Regions from separate parts of the Homo sapiens genome. Here region 1 is linked to region 2. Evidence: chromatin loops called from intact Hi-C (ENCODE). Cell type or tissue: PC-9. All regions are shown on one strand.

Region 1 (8,000 bases), 68 kb before region 2:
GCCAAAGCCACCAGCACACCTGCCAAGATGCAAAGGATGGTGTTTCTCACGGAGTCAGAGGAGGCCGTCTGCTCCGTGCCCTTACAGAATGCCAAGAAGTCATGGCTGGTGCTGGAGCCCTCAACCCCAGAACACCTTAAGACTGTGTGGCTTTAACAATTTACACCACCTCTCTGTTCCTTCATCTGCAGCATGGAATTGTAACCATGCCTTCCTAGATTTAAACTCCAGTTCCACCATGTACCAGCTGATAATCTTGGACATGTTACCGACACCTCTGTGCCTCAGTTTCTTCATCTGTAAAATGTGGGGGGGAAGTAATTCATAGGGCTATGAGTATGGAATTAATTAATAATTGTGAATAATTAGAAAAGTGCCTGGAGCATAAATAGTTCTCGGTAAATGTTTATTATTATTGTTACTGTTACCAGTTACCAAAGCATATTATTAGTTAAATGTCATTCTATGAATGCATACAGTTTGGAGTAAGGGATTTATTATCTGATAAGCCTTTTGTATTAGGAACCATCCTAGGTTCTATTTATTTAATACTCTCTGCAACCCTTCAAGGAAGATATTCTTTTCCTCATTTTACAAATGAGGAAACTAAAATGCAAAGATATTAAATAACTTGCCCAAGATCACACAGCCAGGAAATATGGAGCCAGGGTTTGATCCCATTATTTGCCTCAGAGCCTCTGTTCTTTCCTGTCCATTTGGTTGAATGCTACCCACTAAAGTTAGGTTGGTTGTTAGTCTTTTTTTTCCAGACAGAGTCTCACTATGTTGTCCAGGCTGGTCACACACTCCTAGGCTCAAGTGATCCTCCCACCTCAGCCTCCCAAGTAGCTGGGAATACAGGCACATGTCACCGCTTTTACTAATTTTTTTTTCTGGCATACTTTATCTCCCACTCCTACTTGGTTATAAGTTAGGGTAATACCAATTGCTGTAACAGATAAACTCCAAATCTCCATGGCTTTACAACAAACTTTATTTCTCATGCATGCAATAACTCCCCATTGGTGGACAGGTCTTCCATGTGGTGATTCAGGGATCCAGGCTCTTTGGTCTTGTGGTTCTACTTTCCTCTGGGACATTGGAGTCTTCTGCATTTAGCTAGTGAATGAGCAAAGAATATGGGCCAGGCCTGGAAGTGGTGCTTCTCAACTGTCCACATTACATTAACTTAAAACTCAGTGGCGTAGTCACACCTCACTGCAAAGGAGGCTAGGAAATGTAGTCTTGTTCTGTGTCCAGGAGGCAGAGGAAACATGAGAGCTAGTCTGCCATGCCGGCCTATGTCTTATAGAGCCTTGCTGTCTTAATTTAAATTTTAGTTCCTCTGGGAAGAGATCCTGACTCCCTCAGGTCTGGATTGGACACCCCTCCTCTGTACTTCTTCCCTTCCTCTCTTGTGGCATTTATTGCATGGAAATACACACACAGACACACACACACACACACACACACACACACATATATATATATATATATATTTGAGACAGGGTCTCACTCTGTCATTGAGGCTGGAGTGCAGTGGCACAGTCATGGCTCACTGCAGCCTCAACCTCCTAGGCTCAAGCGACCCTCATATCTCAGCCTCCCAAGTAGCTGGGACTACAGGCATGCACTACCATGCCCAGCTAATTTTTGTATTTTTTTTTGTAGAGATGTGGTTTCACCACGTTGCCCAGGCTGGTCTCGAACTCCTGAGTTCAGGCAATCCTCCCACCTCGGGCTCCCAAAGTGCTGGGATTACAGGTGTGCACCATCACGCCCGGCTGGAATTATAATTGCTTATGCATCTGTCTCCCTCATTAGACCGTGGGATCTAGGGCAGGGGCTCCATCAGTTTTGTCACTGATGAATTCCCAGCTGTGACATGGAGCCTGGCACAAGCCAGTGTTAAATAGTTGTTCGATGGATGATGTCTGGGATAATGACTGAGGGGGCAGAGGAAGTGGTTGCGATTGGTCTCTTGGGCTCCCCCCAGAGTGGTGTGCTCCCCTCCTCCGCTTTCAGTCAGTTTCAGAACCATGGGACAGCTTGTCCGGGAACAGGGCTGGAAAACCCTCTGAGGTTGAGGTTGGGGCCTCTGTTCTTTAAGAGTGGAACTGAGACGTTGCGTGTGGTCACAGGTTGTCTGCACCTCTGCACCTGGCACCAAGGAGGACCCCACACAGACGTTCCCTCCATCAGTGAATTCCAGCACATGTACCCTACAGAGCCCGGCTTTGAACTTAGGCAACATAAACCACCACCATAAGGATAAAGCAATAGATTGCACTTACTTATTTACGATTTAAGTCTTGTTCACTCCCCAAAATTTTTGCAGTAGCTTACAAAGTGAACACAATGAGAAAGAAGCTTGAATAGAAGAGAAAAACCGGTCAAAGTGATATTAGATCACTGAAAATCTGATGGCTCCAGGAATAACAAGATAAGTGGTGTTTAATTTTTATTCTTTGTTTCTAAGTCTTTATTTTGGGACAAGTTTTAGTTTTTTATAGCTGACCTCTTTTTGTCCTCCTTTCCCCCCTCAATGCCTCTGGGTAGCTGGTATTTGCAAGTCTTGGCATATAACAGATCAGGACTGGGGAGGGGCCTGTGGTCAAGTCTTGGCCTCTCTTTTTGGGGTTCCAAGCACCTCTTCAGACCCAACCCCTCAAGCTCATCTATCGCTCCTTTTCCCTGACTACAGCTCCCTCTCCACAGCCTGATATTAAGATGACGGTTGGCCAGGCACAGTGGCTGACACCTGTAATCCCAGCATTTTGGGTCACTGAGGTGGGAGGATTGCTTGAGGCCTGGAGTTTGAGACCAGCCCAGACAACACAGCAAGACTCGCCCCCTCCCCATCTCTATCAAAAAATAAAAATAAAAATTAGCAAGGCGTGGTGGTGCAAACTTGTGGTCCCAGTTACTCTGGAGACGGAGGCAGGAGAATCACTTGAGCCCGGGAACTTGAGGCTGCAGTGAGCTGTGATTGCACCACTGCACTTCAGCTTGGGTGACAGAGTGAGACTCTGTCTCAAAAAAAAAGAAAGAAAGAAAGATGAAGGTAGTGTTCATGAACAAAACCATAGTCCTTACATACTGTGTATGAGAAACCTCATTTAACAAGACAAGGGGATGGTACAGCATGGTGGTAGGGCAAGAAATCCCAGCCTGGCACCTCCTGGCTGGCGATCTTGGCAAGTCACTTCATGGCTCTGAGCCTCCATTGACTCATCTATGAAATAAGATCATGGGACCCAGATGATCTGAAAATGCCCTCAGAGGGGCAACATATTACATCAGGTGGACTTGAAGGAGGACAAGTGAATCAGTCTGCTGCTCTCATTAGCAGCTTGGCGGTGGGGAGGGTCGCTAAGCCTGCGGGGAGAGGGAGGAAAGAGGGATGGCACCTGTGGGGGCACCTGACTTGGGGCTCTTTGTGGAGAGGAGTCTAGGGCATGTGTCATCTCATCATGTTCTGGGGGTAGCTGAGTTTAGGGGAGGGGAGCCACCGTTTCTCCCAGGGACCTCTCCCCTCTTTATGCATGTTGATTACAGGGACCCTACAGATTGACTTTGGAATGGGAGAGTGGGAGTCTTGTCTCTGGGCTCGCGCCCCTGGAGAAAGGGAGGGTAAGGTGCAGCTTGGGGCCTGGGCTGAAGTAAGCCTGGCCTGTGCCCCTAATGAGGCAGGGAATCTGAGGGAGGACGGAGGTATCTGTAGGCTGAGGTGCACCAGGCCTCAGCGAGATTTATATTCTAGAAACTTCTCTGGCCCCCACACAGGCCAATTCTGTGCTGATTCATAAAAGAGAAGAAGAAGAAGGAAAAAAAAAACACTCTAGGTTCCAAAGGAGCAAATTTGTGTGAGTTTTACAAAGTCAACCTGAGCTGGAGAAGGGGTTTCCCCCAAACTCTCCCTGCACACCCAGCAATTCACTAAGAGCCTGGGAGTGTGCTGGGAGGTGGGCTGGGAGGAGGCGGGGATGGAGAGTGGGGAGGGGGACTGGGGAGGGTGCTTGTCTTCTCCTAGGACATTTATCACCAGGTTGACAGTCCGTGACCCCCCGCTTCTCATAGACTTTCCGCTATGTCACTCTGAGGCTGCAAAGCCCTGCTTGAAACCAACTTCTCTACCCTGTAGTATAATGCATCAATGTACAAAAACAACAGAAATATTTACCAAGGGGAAAAACATCCCCGATAATCTTATCACCCCATCAGATGAACTGTTTCCATTTTTCTGGGCTTCCTTCCATCCCAGTCTTCATAGTTGAATCATAAATCAACTACACTTATGGTATTAACTTTTTTTTTCTTTCCTAACGTGGTGTGATATTGGGCGAGTTTCAGTTTCCTCATCTGTAAGATGAGACCCTCATAATACCCGCCTCACACAGTGGAGTGAGCCTCAAATGAGATTCTGATTGTAAAGCACTTGGCATGGGGCCTGGCATATAATAGGTGCTCAATGAATGATTAGAATTTTTCAACTCTTTATATTATTGTGATAAAGAAAGTTGGAACTATTGTACTAACTTTAAAAGAAGCCTGGTTATAGTGAAATATCTTATATGATTATCCATTAAAGGTTTGCATCAGCAGATGTACATGTGCCCTATTATTCCACAACTAGGGGAGCCAGCCCCTGTCCATGTGGTCATTTTGGGGGTGGGGATGGGGCAAGGTGGTCTCATTATAGCTGAGACCTTTTCTTTTCTTTTCTTTCTTTCTTTTTTTTTTTTTTTTTTTGAGACAAAGTCTCACTCTGTCCCCCAGGCTGGAGTGCAGTAGCGTGATCTCGGCTCACCGCAAGCTCCATCTCCCGGGTTCACGCCATTCTCCTGCTTCAGCCTCCCAAGTAGCTGAGACTACAGGTGCCCGCCACCATGCCTGGCTAATTTTTTGTATTTTTAGTAGAGACGGGGTTTCACCGTGTTAGCCAGGATGGTCAGCTGAGACCTTTTCTGGCCTGAGTGCATGGTAGCAGGCCATGCTGATGTCACCTTTCTTGAAAGATGGGGAGATTCCAACACCCCATCTTCCCATCCCCATGATGCCCAAAGGGTCCCTGGGAATCTCAGCTCAGTTGTCCTCTCATTGTGTGTCATGGGAGAAGCGACCTTTAGATGTTCGCACAGGTGAATCAAAGTGCTGGACCCTTCCTCTACCATGCTGCAGAGAAGGGGTGGTGTTGGGGAATATTAAGTGGTGCATCTCTGCATAGCTAAAAGGCTGAGCTGGAGCATGGGCCACCGGGGCATGTGTGGTTTTGCTGAGCTTCCATTCTCTGGCCAGTGAAATGAAGTCTGTGAACATGGCGGTCATGGAGCTAAGTGATTCTTGGCTTTGGGAAGGAAATTGGCGATGTCACCGGACATTTGCCCCAAAGACTTGTCACATGATGTGAGACCTCTTTGCCTCTGAGTCACATTCTGAATCACAGGATATGGCCATATTAATGATGGCAGAGGCTGCCATTAACCAAGTGCACCCAAGCTGTAAATTCATGGAATCCTCCAAACAGCTCCATGATACATATACTGGTAATATCTTCATTTTTCAGGTGAGAAAATTAAGATGCGGAAAGATTAAATAATTTGCCTAAAGGCACATGGTTTGCAAGGGGTGGAGCTGTGATTCAATTCAGTCGTCTGATTCTAGCTTCCCCCATCCTTTTTGGAGGAGGGAAGTATCATAAAACTGTTGATTTCATTTAACAGAATTTTAAATGAAGTCTCTGCGTAGATGAACATAAGAGATAGCTAAAATCTCAATGTGAAAGGATATCCTTTCATAGAGTTTCTGAGTTTCAAGGTCCTTCCAACTGCTGACATTTGACATTTGACACCTTGAGATTTTGTCTACAGAAAGTAGCAACATCATCCTTATACAAAGACCCAACTGCGTGAGGTTGTAGTTCCGAGAGTTTCAAAATTAGTTTATTTTCTTTGTGTCAAATTTCAGTGCCATTTTCTTCCTCATTACCTCCTCCCCTCACCCTTTTCCCCTTCTCCTTTTTCTTTTTTCCCCTCCCTCTTCCTCCTCTTCCTCTACCTCTTCTTCTTTCTCTTTTCTTCTTCTATAAATTATCAAGCTATTTGAAAACACTTAGGACCTCTGTTCATTTCTCTTCATACATTAAGGTAATAGAAATTGGCCGACTTCCAGTCCCACAACAACCCTAGGGGTCACCTGATATTATTGATGGGAATTTAGCCAACACCATAATTTCAAGTTTGGCAACCATATGGGTAACAGCAAAAGAAGCTGAAAGCTTAAATTTTCCGGAGTGGTAGAATTTGTTCCAGAATGCCGGTCAAGATCCCAAATGTAGGTAGGAAAACATAGATGTCATTTGGGTTGTCCAGAGCTGGCAAGCTTCCAAATGTGCAAAACCACGGGAGGTGGGAGGTCTTCTGCTTTTGCAAAGCTTATAATACCACAGGAAGCAGCCAGACAGTCCACTCTAGAACATTCTGCCAATGAGAAGATACTGCAGAGCATGGATAAGTCACCTTTTGAGAGCCCATGCTCCTAACCAATCTGCCGTGTTGCATTTTCACTTTGAACCACGATAAGACCATTGGAAATTAGGAAAGGAATCATGTTGCCCCGACTTTTCATTCTGAAGAAGTTCTAAGGAGTTGGAGATAACATTTTTCATAGACTCTTAAAGTTTTAAGCCTCCCTAAAGGCTTCCCTAGAGTAGATCAAGCATCCTCAGCCTACAGATGAGGCCACTGAGGCTGGACCAACGGCATCTTCAGGGTCACACAGCTAGTTAGTGGCAAAGCCAGAACCAGGTCCCTAGTGATGGATTCTCAGTCCCTGGTTCTCTCTGCCACACCACATCATGTCCCTCTCAACACCAAAGCTGGAGTGGTGAGAAAAGGCTTCACAGAGGAGGAGGAGGAGGAACGTGATCTAGGCCTTGAGGGATGGGGTGTGGGTGGGCTCGAAGGAGGGGCCAGGCTTTCTAATGCCACTTTAGTTTCCTTTGTGACATTCCCAAGGGATTGTTAGCTCCTTCAAGGTAAGTAGGTCTCCCACCTTCTGCCCTATTGCAGAGTTCCTGGCATGAGGTGGACACAAAACCCTAACCCTCTTCTCCAGGGAGTGAAACTCCTTATTTTTAAGACATTTGCCAAAGCATCGGGCCCTGAATAGAAACTCAGCTTCTATTTTTCTGCTTCCTTCTTTACTTCCTACAGATGACACTTTTGAGAGCGTGCTCTCAACTACAGTCCCCTCAGCCCCTGTCTGTGGGAGCTGTCCAGCGCCCTCTGTAAGAGTGGGCTCTGGCAGCCATGTTTGTAAGACCCCCAATGAGTGACTGAGGGGCCCAGGAGTAGACTCTTGACTCAAAGTAGACTCATGAGAGTCCCTCTCCCAGTTTGGAATTTTGACTTTGAGGGGCTTCTCAGACTCCTCTGATGGCTTGGACTGAGGCAATATTGGCTCGAGGAGCTGGGGGGTGTCCATCCTCAGACACGTGGGGAAGGCCTGTGCGGAAATGGAGGGAGATGAGCAGAAGCAGGGGAGCTGCAGTGATGAGAAACCCTGAGAAGCCAGCCACCCTGGGCCTCTGGAGGTCCCTGCCCAGAGGAGGCCTTCAGCTCTTTTGAAGGCCTCTTTTCCAGTCACAGCAGAAGGACGGTCTGCTGCCTGGAACCTCACCATATTCTGATGTTATCGAGTTTCTGCAGAAGGAGCTCGCTCAGCCTGGGCTCTGACAGAGCCACCAGGGGAAGTCCTTGGTTAGACTTCGTGCTGGAGGAACCACAGTCCTGAGGGGGTGTAGGGGGAGTGTTGTTGAAGGGGAACTTTCTTCTCTTTCTTGAAGAGAGACTCTTGGCCTGGCAGTCACAATTTGACCTATGCTCTGGAAGGAATGGGAGTCTGGAGAAGATGCTCCTTCTTTTCTGCAACGGGTTTTAATCAGTGGTCTTCCTGGCACCATGAATGGAAGAGAAGAGGCCTCCTTGGTAACTTCACCT
Region 2 (8,000 bases):
CCCTAGTGGGGACTCTCTGAGGTGACCGTTCCCCTGAAGCAGATTTCTACTTGAGCTTCCAGGTGATCCATGACATCCTTTGAAATCTAAGCAGAGGAAGCCATGCTTCTATAGCCCTTGCATTTTGCATCCTTGCAGACTTAACACCAAATGTTTGCCATCAAGGTTTACCACCTATTCTTTCTGGAGCACCCAGGCTGCTTGAGCCACAGCTGGGAGGGCTGAGAGGCACTGTGCTGAAATTCAGGGAGCAGAGAGAGAGAGTTTCACTTTGTCACCCAGCCTGGAGTGCAGTGGCATGATTATAACTCACTGCAGCCTCGAACTCCTGGGCTCAAGGGATCCTCCTTCCTCAGCCTTCCAAGTAACTGGGACTACACATGCCACCACACCCAGCTAATTAAATTTTTTTTTTTTTTTTTAGAGATGAAGTTTCACTACATTGCCCAGGCTAGTGTTGAACTCCTAACCTCAAGTGATCCTCCTGCCTCAGCCTCCTGAGTTGCTGGGATTACAGGTGTGAATCACCATGCCCAGCTTGGGTAATTTGTAGGGAAAAAAAATTATTTCTCATAGTTCTGGAGGCTGGGAAATCCAAGAGCATGGCGCCAGCATCTGGCAAGTGTTATCCCATGGCAGAAGGGTGGAAGGTGGAAGCAAGCACATGAGACAGAAAGGGAAGTGAGCCAAACTCGTCTTTTTTATTGGGAACCCACTCCAAAGATAAACCCGCTTCTGTGACAATGACATTAATCGAGGGACCCATTAATCCATGAGGGCTCTGTCCTCATGACCGAATCACTTCTTAAAGGCCCCGCTTCTCAACTCTGTTACAATGGCAATTAAATTTCAACACGAGTTTTGGAGGAGACATTTAAACCACAGCAATCATTGAGAGAAGATGACAGAGACCAGATATCTACTTACATCGTGCCCAAAACCCCCAGTGGTGACTCATGGTGGACAGTTAAATGGCTGTCCAGATAGGCCATTCACTAACCCATGAGTGAGGGCAGAGACTATCTGTGTCTTGTTTACTGCTATATTCCTAGTGCCCAGCAGAGCAGATATGTGATATTTATAGGTTTGATAAATGAATTAATTAATCATAAATATAAATAATTCATTCATTCATATATTCTCAAGCCTTGTCTACTTCAGGTTGAGAATTTTGAGTTTGGACTGTGACTAAATTACCTATGGCTCCCTCAAAGGTTTGTGTCTCATTGTTTATCCCCAGGGGGTGGGGGAACAAGTCCATAAGAGCCCTAAATGCCCAGGAAGCAGGACTGACTGGGATGATCTGGTGGCCTCAGGAAGGTCACTGCACTACTATAATGGGGATCTAGTTCTGTCTGGGTCTAAAACCTGGGGCTGAAGGCAAGATGTCACGGAATTGTGACCTAGAGCTGAGATGCACCTGATTACAGTGACCCCCACACACTTTTTTTTTTGCTACCCAGAATCCATTTCTTCTCCTTCTCCTTCTTCTCCTCCTCCTCCTCTTCGTCCTCCTCCTCCTCCCCTTTCTCCTCCTCCTCCTCCTCCCCTTTCTCCTCCTCCTCCTCCCCTTTCTCCTCCTCCTCCTCCTCTTTCTCCTTCTTCGAGATGGAGTCTCACTCTGTCACCCAGGCTAGAGTGCAGTGGAGTAATCTCGGCTCACTGCAACCTCCAACTCCCGGGTTCAAGTGATTCTTCTGCCTCAGCCTCCTGAGTGGCTGGGATTACAGGTGCATGCCATCACGCCTGGTTAATTTTTATATCTTTAATAGAGATGGGGTTTCACCATGTTGGCCAGGCTGGTCTTGAACTCCTGACCTCAAGTGATCCACCCGCCTAGGCCTCTCAAAATGCTGGTATTATAAGCGTGAGCCACTGCGCCCCGGCTCTATTACTCCTTCTTCTGACAAAGCATCTGCATTTCCTTTCTATGTGTAGAGCTGTCAATCAAGGTGTCTTCTCTGCCTTATCTGGCCAAGATACAACCAAACACCCAGACTGGGCCAATCAGACTACTGGGAATCTCGCTTTGGAGCAGAGCAAAGAAAAGACCCAGAAGATGTTTGGAGCCCCTCTACTCTAACTGTGAAGCCCTGGCCAGAGAGAGAATTCCTGTGGTGGAGAATTGTCCTGGCTTCTGCCTTGTTCTGGGCCTTGTTCTCTGGGCTTCTTTTGAATTCTGTGAGCCACATACATCCTTCCAATACATTCATTTACTGCTGATGTCAACCAGAGTAAGCTTCTATTGTGAAACCAAAAAAATGGTGACTCATTGTACCTGGGTTTCCCAGAGAGGGGGCGAGGGGGCAGGGCACTGCATCCTAATTCTCAGGGGCTAACAGGAGTAGACTGCTTTCTGAGAGGGTTTGAGGGTGTTCTGTGCTCCACCAGAAACTGGGCATGCAGCCAGAACCACACCAGCCTCTGGATTGCCCAACCTGGATACTACCCATTACTGCTTCTGGAAGGAACCCCAGGCTCTAATTTGAAAACCATCACTGGGAGTTGCAACTCAGCCTCCAGGCTTCACTCCCCATCCTCTTCAGTCCATTCTATGAGGAGCTCAGCCCATCAGCTAAAAGGCAATATTCAAAATCCAGGCCAGGCACTGGCAGTCAGAATGGGGTCGGAGCTGGAGCAGGGTGAAGGCATGCGTCTGCGTTGTTGCATGGAGGGGCACTAGGGTAGGGGCTATCAGTCAGCCAGATGTACATATTTTAATATTTCAACAGCCAGTTCAACTGCACCGGTGCGCACCATCTCGCTATCAGCTTAGCACCTACAGGACTGTGGGGGTCTTGGAGGGAGGGACTCTCCAGTGTGTTCTTGTAATTCTCCTCGCCTCTCCCTCTTCTTCCCCACCTGTCTCTGCCTCGCCAGAGGTTTGCACAGAGCAGATGATTAACATATTTGTAAATAAAAATCCCAAGATAGAAGAAAGAAAATGAAGAGGAAGAGAATGGGTGCAAGGAGGGGAAGGAAGATTAAAAAGTTGGGTCTGTTCTAAAAAAAAAATCACACCATGGACCATTCCTCCTGCCGCCTCACTCCCCCACCCCAAAGTGTTCATCTACATATGCTCATTTAAAATAAGCATTAGGGGCACCCTTGAAAGAAAAGAAAAGTGCAAAATAAAGGTGATGTATGAAAGAGTGAGGGGTCATCTTGCTAGGGGCAGGGATGATACTGGCTGCCATTTATGATCTCATTTTCTGTTCACTCTATTATTTTAGGAAAGATTATTATCCCCATTTTACAGATAAAGAAAGACTCCGAAGAGGCTAAATGGTTTGCCCAAGGTCACACAGTTAAACGTGGAGATGGGACTCAACCTCTCTTTGGCTGCTTGCAAAGTTGGAGCTATATATAGCAAGCGCAAGCGCACCTGGGGAACTCCCCACATTCCAGGATTACAGCCAGGACCATTGGGACAGCGGTCCCGGGTTGGTGCTGCCACCTAGTGACAGAGAACTGCAGAGATCAACTTTCCTCCCTCTCCTCCGTTCCCCCTCCCTCCTGCATCCTCCTTTCCCAGCTTGAGAGAGTCCTGAACCATGGCAGCCAACCATCACTTGTTTGGGCAGAAGCTTGAATACAGAGAATTGACCTCTAGATGCAAGCTGGCGCCTCATTCAGCTTCCTCACTCTATCCTAGGGCATAGCTCTGAAGAGATGTTTGGGTGAGTGACCAGGAATGCAAATCTGCACAGATTTGGGCATCAACCTGGTTTCCAAACACAAGCTCTGCAGATATTTTACTGTGAAACTCCGGGTAGCCGTGAACAGGATGTTGGCTACATCCTGTTTTAGGGTGATAACTACGTTGTACCTGCACAGTCCCAATCATTGAATACCTGCTAGCTCCCCGGTAACATGTTAATAGCAGCCTCTCATTTCCTTTTTGCCCTATCTTTTTTCCTTTTATTTTAGATTCAGGGGTACATGTGCAGGCTTGTTACATAGGTAAATTGCATGTCACGGGGGTTTGGTGTATAGATTATTTCATCACCCGGGTAATACACGTAGTACCTAATACCTGATAGGTAGTTTTTCAGTCTTCACCCTCTTCCTGCCCTCCACCCTCGAGTAGGCTCCAGTGTCTGTTTGTCTTATCTTTGTGTCCTTAGCTCCCACTTACAAGTGAGAATATGCAGTATTTGTTTTTCCATTTCTGTGTTAGTTCGCTCAGGGTAATGGTCTCCAGCTCCATCCATGTTGCTGCAAAGGACATGATCTTGTTCCTTTTTATGGCAGCATAGTATTCCATGGTGTATATGTACCACATTTTCTTTATTCAGTCTATAGCTGATGGGAACTTAGATGGGTTCCGTCTCTTTGCTATTGTGAATAGTGTCTAATTTTATGTGAAGCCCAAACACCAACACATGTTGCCCAAGCTCACTGAGCAAGGCCTTCAGCCCTGATCTTCAGACTCCAAGTGCAGTGCCCTTCCTACTCCGCTGCCCTGTGCTGTGCCCCGCTCCCCCACAATTCAACTCACCCTGTGAAACCTTGTTTTTGTCAGCCTAGTCATCCAGACATGATGACTCAAGGGTCGCTGTGGAACAGGCTGTCAGGGGAGGACCTGTGTCAGCACAGTGGCTTTCTTGACCTTTATGGCAGTGGGGAGTTACCTCAGTCTAAAACGTGTGGCTGCCAAGTGACTTCAGTCTCAACTGAAGCACGGACATGATCGATGGGCAGATAAGGAAAGCCATTCCCACTCCCTGAGCTTTCCACACCTCCTTCAGCGTCTTCTCTCTTCTCCTAAGTCCAAGATCACCTGGAACATAGAAGCCACGGGTTAAAATTTTTCATTCAGACCTGGCTCTCAGAATCTTGTTGCAAATGGAGAATAAAGGGTCACCTCTAGAAGGCAAAGTGGTCTCACCAAATATGTGCCTCACCCTGTCCACAATTAATCTAGTAATGTCTCTGTCTAGTCCTGCATAATTTGTGTCAGGAAATCCACTTTAGTTACCCATAGTGATGAAATAAACACAACAGTCAGATCTGCACCTAGCACAGTGTATATAGTCAGGGCAGATACTAGGTGACAAGCTCGAAGTAGATTTTTAAACCTGAAATGTATAGATTATCCATCTAAACCGTGATTTATTTCATCTGGGGGTCATTGGGCTGCTTTGACTATCTGATGAAACTGTGGACTCCCCCGCCTCTCCCTTTATAAAACATGTTTCTTTTTTCTTTCTTTCTTTCTTTTTTTTTTTTTTTCGAGACAGAGTTTCATTCTTGTTGCCCAGGCTGGAGCACAATGGCGTGATCTCAGCCCACTGCGACCTCCACCTCCTAGGTTCAAGTGATTCTCCTGCCTCAGCTTCCCAAGTAGCTGGGATTACAGGCATGCACCACCACGCCTGGCTAATTTAATTTGTATTTTTAGTAGAAACAGGGTCTCCCCATGTTGGTCAGGCTGGTCTCAAACTCTTGACCTCAGGTGATCCACCCCCTTCAGCCTCCCAAAGTGCTGAGATTACAGGTGTGATCCACCATGCCCAGCCAAAACACATGTGTATTAATCAATTTGGATGATATGATTTCAGGGGTTTGCAGGATTCTGAAACCCATTCGTAGACCCTTAGATAAAAACTCTTCATCAGTCAACACAGCAGTCACCCAAGACTCAAGAAACAGAGCTGCTGGTAGCAAGCATGGCCCAGGACATCGGCATTGGATTGGAGTGCAGAAGCTCCCAGGTCGCCACAGTGTGGTGAGCCAGGAGGGCCTCACACTCCCAGGAGAAAGCCTACTCCACGTGAGGCAGAATCTTTGACTCGGGCCGTTTCCATCTGTCCACTCTGACACAATGTGTCATTAATGGTGAGCAGGAAGGAGTGGAGACGAAGGATGCAAAGAGGTTCGGGAACTGGATGAAGATTTATGTTATGTACATTACTTGATAACATTTTTTAAAAGGTTGAAAGCTTAATAGATTTTTTAAATGATGTACTCTAAAGATGTCCTTCTGATTATAGGTGCGGTTGCTCACACCTGTAATCCTAGCACATTGCGAAGCCAAGGTGGTTGGATTGTTTTGAGTTCAGGAATTGGAAACCAGCCTGGGCAACATAGTGAGACTCCGTCTTTACAAGAAGAAAGTTAAAAAAAATTAGCTGTATGTGGTGCATTCTTATAGTCCTAGCTACTCAGGAGGCTAAATTGGGAGGATTTCTTGAGCTCAGGAGTTCAAGGCTGCAGTGAGCTATGATGATACCACTGCACTCCAGCACAGGTGACAGAGCAAGATCCTGCCTCTTTAATAAATGCTTGAAACGCTTCAACAGCAAACAAATAAATAAAAATGTCTGTTTAATAAACGCTTTCATGCTAAAGTAGCCACGTGTCCTCTGAGGGCCGCAAATGCAGGATTAGGCAAACCTGTGTGAGATGACTGGCAGCCAGGGAATATGATCCTCAGGACATATGAACCTTTCTGCCTGCTTTCCCAAAACAAATAACCTCTTTTATACCTTGACTGATGACTGAAATCCTATTCTTAGAACTTTGTTCCTATGATGTAAGGTATTTATCACCCACCAGGTGCCTGCAAGTGCCTTGGTTTGGATTCTAAGTTGAAATGAGCCCTATTCCTTTGCAGCTCTTAGGAATCAGCTTGCCTCCCCTGATGCTTCTCTTGCACCTGCTGTCCATTCCATTTGCTTATTGATTCATTCATTCAACAAAATGTATTGAGCACTGACTTGTGTGAGACACTCTGCTAGGGAGTAACCAAGGGGCGAAGAAGAAAGCAGACCCAGCACCTGCCCTCATGGAGCCTACAGTCTGCCAGGGGAAACAAACACCAAAGAACTAATTATTCTATTTTTATTTTTTAATTTATTGAAACAGAGTATCACTCTGTCACCAGGCTGGAGTGCAGTGGTGCCGTCTTGGCTTACTGCAACCTCCGCCTCTTGGGTTCAAGCAATTCTCCTGCCTCAGCCTCCCGAGCAGCTGGGATTACAGACGTGCACCACCATGCTCAGTTAATTTTTGTATTTTTAGTAAAGATGAGGTTTCACTATGTTAGCCAGGCTGGTCTCGAACTCCTGACCTCAAGTGATCCACCCGCCTCTGCCTCCCAAAGCGCTGGAATTACAGGTGTGAACCACTGCGCCCTAATTATCCTAATTAAATAATGACAATTGTGGTAAGTGCCATGCAAAAGAAGCATCAGGAGCACATACACTCAGAACATGTGACCGATTTCAGGAAGGAAGTGACATTTCAACTGAGCCTTGAAGGAGGAGTAGAGTGAAACAGATGAGGAAGGCAGGGAAGAGCATTCCAGGCAGAAGGAAAAGCATGTGCCCAGGGTGGCCAGCATGAAGCATGGAGATTCTATCTCCTGGCCTGAGGAGCCTAGTGAGGTCCCCAAGTAACTAGAAAGATGGTCCTACCTCTTCCTAACGTCACCACCTCCAAAAGTTCTGGTGCTGTGTCCTACTTCACGGAAGGAATCCCCCATTTTTCACAGCTGGTGACCCACTGCAATCATCTGGCACAGCCCTACCCGCCTACCTGCCAGCACCCCCAGACCTTTCCTCCAGGCTTTGCCAGGAAACCACAGCAGCCTCCTAACTGCCTCTTTGTCTACTCCACATAGCAGCCAGAGAGATTCCTTTATAGCGCAAGTCCGCCACATCACTCCTCTGCTTAAAACTCCTTCAGGGCTTCTGGCCTCACTCAGTGTCCACATCCTAATCAGAGCCCACAAGGCCCTGCAAGATTTGACCCCCACTTACCTGTCTGAGCCCTTCTCCCACCAGCCCCCTGTTCTGTCTCTCTGCTCCAACCACACTGGGATCCCCGCTGTGTCTGGCCACACCAAGCACGTTCCTACCTCAGAGCCTTTGCACATGCTGTTCCCTGTGCCCGGAACACTCTTGCCCCAGATATCCATTTCCTCCCTTCTGCTCAAATGTTTTTTCCCTAACCACCATCTCACTCTTCATTGTGCTACCTCACATGATATTATG

Evidence for each region. Hi-C counts contacts between places; a loop is a spot of excess contacts. Peaks named below come from ENCODE experiments on the same cell type or tissue, not always from the same donor. Only the 100,000 strongest peaks of a DNase experiment are listed, where the experiment ranks them.
Region 1: it touches region 2 in a loop (6-fold over the local background); 28 of 110 quality-filtered maps call a loop at or near these places.

What each region holds. Positions count from the first base shown.
Region 1 is chr14:75,489,675-75,497,674 of GRCh38, forward strand. No RefSeq gene overlaps it. Among named protein-coding and RNA genes, the nearest start is that of BATF, 29 kb to the right of the region's middle. RefSeq lists an enhancer at 7,457-7,516. In PC-9, no CTCF peak of the experiment used is centred here; a DNase peak (open chromatin) is centred at 4,247; H3K27ac peaks cover 1,558 bases.
Region 2 is chr14:75,557,690-75,565,689 of GRCh38, forward strand. It overlaps LOC107984653 (a long non-coding RNA gene), which reads left to right and starts at 482. Exons shown (of 2, transcript XR_001750830.1): 1 at 482-517; 2 at 1,939-2,229. RefSeq lists enhancers at 2,123-2,282, 4,588-4,667. In PC-9, CTCF peaks have their summits at 3,476 (motif pointing left) and 3,677; DNase peaks (open chromatin) are centred at 2,322, 3,402, 4,612 and 6,452; H3K27ac peaks cover 4,406 bases.